Linked DNA regions of Homo sapiens: region 2 is linked to region 1. The links are chromatin loops, found by intact Hi-C in ENCODE. Cell type or tissue: stomach. All regions are shown on one strand. Links, peaks and the distances in the headings refer to the core of each region. The heading gives the core; the rest is flanking DNA. Region 1 overlaps LOC105369812 (a long non-coding RNA gene). Region 2 has its middle 78 kb from the start of LINC02420.

Region 1 (5,385 bases), core at 275-5,274:
GAATGGCCTCATATGCCACTCTGAGGAATTTGTGCTTGATTCTACTGGTCAGGTAAGGATTTCCCAGACTTTGGTATGGAAAACTGTATGGATCAGTTTTTTAAAAGAATTTAATTAAATATTCTTGGTATTGACAACTCATTTTTACTACATTATTTAAATATATACAAACATAAAGCATGTTAAAAAAAACTTCAGATGAATTAAATTTAACAGTGTTTAACTGAGCAATAAGCAATTTGTGAATCAGGCAGCCCTCGGAAGCAGAAGAGGTTCAGAGATCTCGGTCCACAAGGTTGGACAGGCAGCCTTATGGACAGGAAACAGAAGTGAGATACAGAAACAGCTTGATTGGTTACAGCTCAGTGGTTGCTTTATTTGCACATGGTCTGATCAGTTGGTAGCCTGTGATTGGCTGAGACTTTACTCCTAGTTAGGCTTTCAGTTTGTGTGTGTACTAAGTTAGGTTGTAGTTTGTTACCTAGGCACTCAAGGTAGGGAGGCATTCTCAGACCAAATTTAGTTTAACCATGGGGTATAACTTCCCAGTGTGTATACCTTATGCAATTATAAATCCAAAAGAATTATAATGTAAAACCAATTAAATGCAAATTAACAAAATTCATTTAATGCAACGAATATTACTGAAACAAAATGTCTGCTGCCTAGGAATGTGGTACTGACTGTAAGCATGTGGAATATTTTCAGTTCAGGTTGTCTCCGTGACGTGCTGAGCAATGACTCAGTAATGTCACTCCTCCCTAGTCATACTAGCTTGGAACCAACCATTCAAAGAGGCTGTGGTGATGTCACATGGCCAGCACTTCCCTTGTCTATATGTTTGGTTCTGGGGTAATTCTTTTTTTTTCTGTCACCCAGGCTGGAGTGCAGTGGAGCAATCTCAGCTCACTTCAACCTCCATCTCCTGGGTTCAAGCGATTCTTGTGCCTCAGCCTCCCGAGTAGCTGGGACTAGAGACACAAGCCACCATGCTCGGATAATTTTTATATTTTTAATAGAGACAGGTTTCACCATGTTGGCCAGGCTGGTCTCAAACTCCTGACCTCAGGTGATCCACCCACCTTGGCCTCCCAAAGTGCTGGGATTACAGGCATGAGCTACCATGCCCAGCCTGTCTTCAGGGTAATTTTAAATGCAAAGGCAGTTGTAAAGACAAATCAACTGGCAGCATTTAGTTATACAAACAGTCATCCAATGATCTAGAAGATGCATCTATTTAAATTTTAAACTGTCCTTGAAATTAAAGTATTTTTTTTTTAATTTCTGATGATACCTTCAGTCCCAAGAGTACATCACTGAAGCCCTTAGCATGCAGTTTGAGGAAATATTATGTAAGTGCTAGGGTCCTGCAACAGACAGATTTTGGGCAAGGAAGTGACATGATCAGATTTTCATATTAGAGCAATTACACAAGGGGCGGTATGATGGATAGAGTAAAGGAGAGAAAAACTCAGAGTAAGGAGGCCACTTGGGAGACAACTACAATAATTTAGGCAAAGGATGATGAATGATCTAAACAAAGTCAGTGTGAGTGATGAGGCATAAGAGAATAGACTAGAAACGTTGGTAAAAGGCAGAATCTGTAGAACTTAGGGACTGATTAAATGTGGCAGGTGAAGGAGAAGGGGTATTTCAACCTTAGGCAACACTATTAACCCTAGATGGGAATATAAGGAAAGCAAGTTTAATTTCAGATATGGTGACTTGGGGGTGGGGAAGCTGTGAACTATTGGGGTGAGGCCAGTCAAATACAGTGGGCTAGAACTGCAGAGAAAAAGCTTCTATGTGAGGCTAGCGTGCTAGCATGGCTGAGTAGACACCAGCCTACAGAGTGTAATTTCTAGGGCCAAGAAACTCTCATCACCCCTGCCCCCCCACCCCCACCAAATAAAATGTTTCTCCTACCTACAGGTCACTACTACTCCTATCATCTAACTTAATGCTCTGATACTTTTTTTCTTTTGGAGACAGAGTCTCTGTTGCCCAGGTTGGAGTGCAGGGGCACAAAATCATAGCTCACTGCAACCTCAAATTCCTGGACTCAAGTGATTCTCCTACCTCAGCCTCCCGAGTGGCTGGGACTACAGGTGTACACCACTCTGACCGGCTAATTTTTTTGTAAATTTTTGTTTTGCAGAGACGTGGTCTCTCTATATTGACCAGGCTAGTCATGAACTCCTGGCCTCAAGCAATCCTCCCACCTTAGCCTCCTGGAGTGCTGAGGTTTCAGGTGAGAGCCATATCAAAAGAGAGTGACACTTACCCTGGGATTGATGTTCTGGATCCAGAAATGCTCCGGTGGAAACAATGTGGAATTTGCACTCATTCAGATCATAATTTAGATTTCTGCCCTGACACTTACTAGGTATGAAATCCTAGCAAATCATTTATCCTCTCTATCTTGCTTGTAAAATGAGGTTTTAAAACCTTTATCAAAAGCTAGTTAGGAATGTTAAGTAATATAACACATTACAGTATCTAGCACAGTGCTTGCAACATCTTGGCCAACTAATCACGTTCATTCTCAAATATAATGGTTAAGTACATGGAAGAAACCAGACTTCCTGGGTTCAAATCATGTCTCTACAACCTTCTACATGACCTTACGTAAGTAAACTAACCTCTCTGTGTCATAAGGAGATAATGATATTCTGTAATGCATAGAGTTATTGGAGCAATTTGTGAGTCAATGCACATGAAACTCAGAATCGTTTGTCTTGCCCATGGTATGTGCTATCTAAGTGTTAGCTGCTATTGTTGTCATAATTACTCCTTCCTCCCTTCCAATGACTATGCTTCAGATTCTTTCCTGGTCATCGTTTTAATGGAAGGAGAGAAAGATCATGGCATGCTGGGCACCTAAGCCACTGAGTGTGAAACTCCATACGAGAGGGAAAAGGGGGAGTTTGATGGCCCTAAAGGCATTCTTTGACTGCTTCTTAATTTTGTCTAAGACAAATCAGGGTCTGCACTGCCTCAGGGAGGGAAACATAGAGTGACTGAAGTCCAAAGCCTTGTGATAAAATGGAAAGACTGTCATCGGATGTCTGGCCAAGAAGGCAGCTGTCCAGATGCAGGGACTGTGAGTTCTTATGAACTATGACAACACTCACTTTCAATGAACTTTATTTTTCACTTATCAGTGGTTAAATGCCAAAATTACATTGGATTTTGCACCAAACTGGGAAGGGAGGGGGAACAAAAAAACAGCTCAAACTGACTTGCATTTCCCGAGGGCTGAGTCCTGAGAAGTTACAGCTGGGGAAGCCGGATCAGGCGCATGGGCCAGTGAGCAAACACAGATTTTTCTGATATATTAAGCATTATTATGTCAAGTACCTGACCCTAATCAACCAAGGTCATGAACAAACTAGTCCTTTTAACATTTTTATGAAAGAAACTGCTGTGTGCTTTTCTCTCTGGACTCTCTCACTTGGAACACAGATGTGACCCGGCTCTTCCAAGACTTCCCTCACGGAGGCATTAGGCCGATGCCCTGAGCTGAGTTTTTGGTGATTTGCTGCCTCCACTAGGATCGGCGAAGAATATTTTAAAATAAATTTCAATTTGTTTGATCCTGAGAGGATGCAATGACTTTTAGCTCAAAGTGGGACAGAGAGGCCTATTAGAGATGGACACATAATTTTGAGGGGGTAAAAATTTTAGCTCATTAAACTTTTCCCAAATTAAAAAGCACAGAGAGGAGTGGAGTGGAAAGAGCTTCATCTTTGTGGTAAGATAGATTTTAGATCCAATTCCAGGTCTGTCCCCTGCACTGTTTGATTCAGGGCAAGTCACTTAACCCCCTGAGCTCACTGGCGTTAGCTATAAAATAATGACAGCACTACCTACCTCCTAGGCTGCCATAAAACCCATTACGATCTGACCCTGATGGTTTCTCTCCAGCCTCAACTGTAGCCTCTCCCTCCTGAACAGGCCTCCCTTTAAATACCACTTCCTCTAGGAAGTCTTCTTGGATATCACTTCTCCCAGTTAAAGTCTAGGTTGTGTACCCTCCTATGAGCCCAGAGCACCTGTGTGTATCCCATCAATAAACTTAGAAACCATCATGTTGATGTTCCAGATCACCCCTGGACTATAAACTGTTCAAAACAAGATCAGGCTCTTCTAATTGCAGGTGTCTCCAGAGCTTAATGCAAGGCCAGACACACATGAAGCCTTCTATATGCTTTTGTAAAATGAATGAAGACTGGTAAACATTGCTATTCTGTTGCTATTTATATGGTCCTCAGATGAAAGTTACTCCATACGAAGTCTGACATACTAAAGCATTCTCCAGGATGCTTTTCTGAGTTGCCATGCCTGATTCTTGATGTTGTTCTCACCACCAGACTACCCCCTTTATTCTTTATTCTAGACTCCACTTGCCCTTGAAGCTGAGACTACTGGCTTTCCTCACTGCCTACCTAAGACACCTCAGCCAGGATTCCAAACAAAGTTCAATGTCTGCACTCTCCTTGCCCTTGCAGATCTAGCAGGGCCCCCTCAATTCTGTCTCTGCCAAATCCCATTCAATAGGATACACAAAATTCACTCTGACTTGCTGTCTTTGAAAGCATGAAGGACGTGACAGTCTCATTGGTCTTTACTGAAGAAAGATCTAACCCAAGCATCCTCTTCTCCTACTGCCCAGGTATGGGTCAGATTCTTTAAGAATATATTGGGAAGGGGGAGATTTATTTCACATTACTTCTCTGAATTGGAACTTGCTCTGAGCACCCTGTTGTTCTCCTTTCTACTTCCGTAGGCCTCTCCTCCATTGATCACTATCCAGAACTCCCAGACAATCCCCTTAGATGGATACTTCTCCCTTTTCAAGGATTCAGACAAGAGGTTGATGTGGTACTGGCTATACTTCAATCAAGTGCCCAGACCCTTCATTCTCCATAGCATCACCACAGAGGAGCAAAAGGCATGGGTCTCGTCTGAACAACCAGGGTAACTCAAGGAGCCAACACCACATTTTCTTCTTATGGAACTTAAATCTGTACACATCACCTAAAGGAAAATTATCCAAAAAGGTAGACTTTCCTCATGGGGTTTCCATCATGGACACAAGCTTGTTCCTACACAGTGTCTCACATCTCCAAAACAATGTGTTCTTCCCACTCTGCAGAGTGGCAAAAACAAGATTTGATACCCAACTCACTACTCAGACTTGATCTTGACCTTGGAGCCATTCCTTCCCTAGGGGTACATTTCCTTAATTATGCATCATTCAGACTAAGGAAATTCAGAGGAGCTTCATCAGGAAGTCAGCAATGGGGGAACATCTCTATTCCTCAGTGCAGTCCAGCCTTATGGTAGAGGAGTGCAGTGGCCCAAAGAAGGAATTCTGAAATG
Region 2 (5,385 bases), core at 259-5,258, 67 kb after region 1:
CATATTCCACTTAATGGAATTATGGCTTCATTAAATATATTTGCTTGTAAAAATATGTTCTTCAATATTTTAACAAAATGTCTCTCAAAATTTTGTTTTGTTTTGAGATGGAGTCTCACTCTGTCGCCCAGGCTGGAGTGCAGTGGCTTGATCTCGGCTCACTGCAACCTCTGCCTCCCGGGTTCAAGCAACTTTCCTGCCTCAGCCTCCCGAGTAGCTGGGATTATAGGCGCCTGCCACCACACCTCTCTAATTTTTGTATTTTTAGTAAAGACAAGGTTTCACCATGTTGACCAGGCTGGTCTCGAACTCCTGACCTCAGGCGATCTGCCCGCCTCAGCCTCCCAAAGTGCTGGGATTACAAGTGTGAGCCATCGCACCCGGCCGTCTCTCAATGTTTTTAACTAGCAGCACATGTGTACCTCAGCTGTGAGTTCTGCAATGTCTCATATCCTATGTACATGTTATTTGCATCTAAAAAATTAACATGACCTTATTATAGAAGATAATTTTACCCAAGGGAGACACACAAGACCTGGCACTAGATTGTCTATGGTATTTCCCCATCATGTAATTACTCAGTGCTTTTTAAAAAGTGTTATGTGCTCTGCAGAAAGATGATCCCACCACAATATATTAGCTCTCTTCTAGACACATATGTAATCACCCAAGGTTCATCTTGCCAACTGCTCAGAAGAGCCAATGCACCAAGGACAGTGGGTTTTTGCAACAGAGTGTTTAATAAATGCAGAGCCAGCTAAGCAAGAGGACAGGAGGTTATTATCACTCAAATCAGCTCCCTGAAAATTTGGACGCTAGGGATTTTTAATGATAGCTTGGCAGGCAGAGGCCTAGGAAATGGGGAATGCTGATTGGTTGGGTCAGGGATGAAATCACGCAGTGGGGGGTCGAAGCTGTCTTCTTGTCCTGAGTCAATTTCTGGGTGGGGCCCACAAGACCAGATGAAGCAATTTATTGGTCTAAGTGGCACCAGCTGGTCCGTCAGAATGCAGGATCTGAAAAATACCTCGAACACCAATCTTAGATTTTACAATAGTGATGTTATCCAGCTGGGAGGTTAGGAATCTTGTGGCCTCTGGCTGCATGACTCCCGAGTCATAATTTCTAATCTTGTGGCTAATTGGTTAGTTTTACAAAGGCAGTCTGATGTACAAACAAGGAAGGAGTTTGTATCCTTTGTTTCTAAATTGAACTATAACTAAATTCTTCCCATAGTTAGCCTACTCCCAGGAATGAACAAGGGCAGCTTAGGGTTAAAAGCAAGAGGAAATCAGTTAGGTCAGATTTCTTTTATTGTCATAATTTTCCTAAATCAGGTTTTTCTCTTTCATAATTTTTGCAAAGGCAGTTTCACACAGACCTGATTAAAAGCTCAGAAACATGGTTTCTAAAAATACAAGGCTAGAACTAGACTTGAATTCTAGGTCTGTCACTCCCTACCTAGTAACTTGACTTCTCTTGCTTTAGGTTTCATCGCCTGCAAAATGGGTTGATGAGGAGATTAAGTAAAATAATGTATGCAAAACTTATATCATGTAATAAATAGATGCTCAGTAAATACCAACACTACCTTACTCAATATCCCGTATATGATAATGGCTTAATAAATAGTCATTCATTTAATTGGAAATACAGTTCCAAAGATGTTTTTACTAGTTCTGCAAATGAGGAATATTATTTCTAGTAGTAGTTATGGTTCAGTCAACAACAGGATATGTTCTGGGCAAAATTTCCAATAAGCCAAATTGGCCCTGGTGCCTTCTTTGCTATTGCATGCTCCTTGTACACAGCTTGGCACTTTTCTCTCTGGCCCCCTCAAAGACGCTCCAGAAATGCTGCCCTGTGTTGTCTCGCATTATAACCTCCAAGAAGCCTTAGAGTCCCCAGAAAGCAATCTGGTTGAAAATCAATTCTTATCTGGCAATGACTGTCTAACCCACCCAGAAATATGTGCATTTTAAAAAGAAGCCCAGGATGATAATTCAAACAAAGAACAAATGGGCAGAATTTCAGGCAGCCATCGAACAGAAGACTTTTTTTGCATGGGAGAGGCATCTGGGGACAAGGACAGGTTAGGACTGGGACCTCCTAAATTATAGCATTTAGGCTGCTCATGGGGCTTTGACTACCCAATGAGCAAAGTGCACTCGTGAGTATGGCTTCCTCTGTGGAAGGAAGGGGTTAATACTCTAGGGACCTTTTCTTCTGGAGACCCATTGGCTGTATGTTTTTCTCCCCCAGCACCACAACTGTATAAGAAATGCCAGTTGAAAGTATGAAAATCAAAGTTTCATCCCACAGAAAAATTTAAATACTGTAACTTCAATAGCATTTTTGTCCTAAAGTGGGAATTTGTGATAAGAGAACATTTTTCTTCAGATAAGAAATTACTGAATTCCAAAAGTAATTTCACTTCCAGAAAAGATAAAAATAATAACTTCCAGAAATGAAGAATTCCTTGCATTATAATCATAAATGCTTATAGATGATTAAAAAGAATAGGATAGGCCCAGAATGGTGAAATCCACAAATAATCCCTGGATTTTACTGTTTGTCATCTTTTTCAACCTATCTTACCTCAAATATTTTTATAAAAAATGTTAATAAGCAAGAAAGTCAACCAGTTTTACAAATCCTAGCACACAATACCCCCCAAATAAATTATGATGGTAGCAACAGTGGTGGAGAAGTTAATGAGGACGGGAAAAGTGTAAATAGGGCAAGGGGTACCTCTATTAACTAAATGACTTCTGAATCGTCATTTACAATTTTGCCTAAAATAAAATCCCTGACCTTGGCTTTGATAGTGCAGGAAATAGTATTTTCACACCAATGCTGTAGGAGTATATATTACCATTTACAAAGCTATCATTTCTTTTTGTTTATCTTGTCTCAAATGATTTTTTTCCTTTCATTTCTTATAGCTCAAAGCAGAGAATGATGGAAACGATGGGAACACTTCCCCCAAAAGTACCAGCAGACCTTGGCTGAGACCTGTCTCTTTAGATGAAGTTAGGTGAGGATATTAGGGGAAACTAGAACCTGTTCTTATCTTCTTGAAATATCACTTGCAGAAAATAAGCATTAACTCCACTGAAGCACAGTGAGAATTTTTCCTCAAAGCCTCTTCACACCCTGCCTTAATTATGGCCTCACTGATGCTCTCTGGGAAAAAGTGTTTTGGAGTAATTAGAACTGCCAACATCAATAGTGCCACCAGAAATGCTGGTGCCAGACCCCCCAGGTGGTTTGCATGTCAAGAATGGCCTCCCAGATAGCTTCTTCTCCTAGAAATGTAAATAAACACAGCTGGTTCTCTTTCACACTTGAGATAAGCCAAGAGCTCTGAGTCCAAATCCTCACCTCCCTGTGGGTGGAGACCACCTCACCTGGCCAGAACAGTCCCAGGCCTCTCCAAGACCATTCCCCCTTGGCTGCTGTTCTCAAAGTTTTGCCCCTGGCTGCTTTACCACTCCTGACTTAATGTAAGGTCAAATCTTACATTCATTCTCATTCATTTTATCAGTGAGTCTTTATTCCTCAGATACCTCCATTCTCTTTTCCTTGTTACATAACCAGTACTTTAGAGAAATACAGAGTAGCTGGGTTGAACATCTTGCCCACAGGGAGTTACTGAAGCTCTAGGAGTGATGAAGTCTTCTTGCTTTTGTTACTCTCGAGGTTGCCTCACCTTTTCCCCCTTTTCACTTTTCCAATGCCTCTTCAACTAGTTTCCATAATAAATGCCCTCTACTGCCTGGCATGGGTTCTGTTTTCCAGACTGGATGCTGACCATTGCAAATAAGCCTCAGCAATGGTTGAGTTCTCCAGGTTTTTGCTGATGTTGAAGAACAAATGATGGGTTCAGGACACACCACACCAAAATATGACTGCGGGAGATCAGAATATGCCACCCTAAAATGTGCCTTTTTGGCATATTGATTATTTTGAGCTGGTTATTCTGAGAAACTGCAGACACAGAATGTCTAAAAAGTTACCCTTTTTAAGAGAAATTTACATCAATAAAGAAAACTTCCATTTGTAATGGTGTTTCCCTCTCTGCACCAGAAAGAAAAAGACAACTAAATCTCGAGACTCAATCAATGGTGAAGGCATAACAAATCTTACTTTTGTTTAACCTGCTTTTCATGGCCATCTCCTCTTAATTTGGCCTTTCCTCCCAGCCTCCTGTAATTTGCCTCCACTCTTGTCCCCCAACCCCAAATCTCTATTCTTTTCTGTAGTTCCAGGTGACACATAAACCTTAATCATCTGACAACTTCTTTAGGTATCATACTTTTGTGGGACTCCCATGCACATAATTAAAATTGTTTTCTTCTGTTAATCCTATGTCAATTTAATTTCTACACCAGCAAGAACCTAGAAAGGTAGAAGGAGGCAATTTTTCCTCCCCTGCAATGGTTTTGCCTGGCCCTCTACAATGTATTCAGGTCTCTTGTGTGTCTTCTAGCTACTGTGATCTGTTTCTATCCACAGAACACCAAACATTGGTGAGGGGAGGAAGGTCTCACACTAACCAATTCTCTAACTCTCAGGATACCAACTAGGTGTCCTACAATTCAATTATGACACTATGTACCTGGAGCTAGCAACAGATTCCATAGGTTAAGGGCCCAGCCCCACGACAAGGCTACCCTCATTTTAGATGCCAATCCGAAGTTCAGACCTCCCATGCTTCTGACCAACTGGCTATAAATCAGGGGTTCCCATTTTGACAAATGGTCATTTTTAGGTGCTCAAAGTTAAAACAGAACCAGGCAGCATGGCAGCGTGAGGGAGCAGTCAGGTACTCCGTGTTCTCAGAAAGATATTGTAAAAGTACCATAGGACCTCCCTTTCTAAAATCAAGCCAAACTAGTTCCTGTTTTTGGTACCAAGATAAACTGTGGCCCAATACACCCCTACTGGCTGTTTGAAAGAAACATCTGACAGACTTCCAGTGTGGGGCTTGGAAGCCAACCAATCAAATATCAGCTGTGTCAACCAATCAGGGCTCAGCTGTATTGACCAATCGGAACTTAGCTGTGCCAACCAATCAGAACTAAGCGTGTTTCAATCCTTCATTCGTATGAACAGACCTAATTGGGAACCTGGGCCGGAATTTTGCTATAAAGCTCAAACACTCTCTTTGCTCTCTGGAAGGTATCTTCCTTTTACTCCAAAGGCTGCTTCTGCCAGTTTGCAAACTATTTGCTGAAAAAAAAGTCTCTTTCCTCCAAATTCCTTTTTCAGAGAACTTTTTTTCACAGCTCCTAGCAAAACTCACAGAACTCAGGAAAACACTGCTTACATTCACAGGCTTATTCTAAACGATACAACTCAAGAACAGTCGCATGGAAGAAC

What was found. A loop is a pair of places that touch in the nucleus more often than their neighbours do. Peaks named below come from ENCODE experiments on the same cell type or tissue, not always from the same donor. Only the 100,000 strongest peaks of a DNase experiment are listed, where the experiment ranks them.
Region 2: a loop joins it to region 1, with 2.3 times the contacts of the local background. A loop is called at or near these places in 59 of 110 quality-filtered maps.

The regions. Positions count from the first base shown.
Region 1 is chr12:67,428,951-67,434,335 of GRCh38, reverse strand. The region is part of intron 3 of LOC105369812 (a long non-coding RNA gene); the gene reads right to left. Among named protein-coding and RNA genes, the nearest start is that of LINC02420, 11 kb to the left of the region's middle. In stomach, for the core only: no CTCF peak of the experiment used is centred there; a DNase peak (open chromatin) is centred at 3,345.
Region 2 is chr12:67,362,328-67,367,712 of GRCh38, reverse strand. No RefSeq gene overlaps it. Among named protein-coding and RNA genes, the nearest start is that of LINC02420, 78 kb to the left of the region's middle. In stomach, for the core only: no CTCF peak of the experiment used is centred there; no DNase peak of the experiment used is centred there.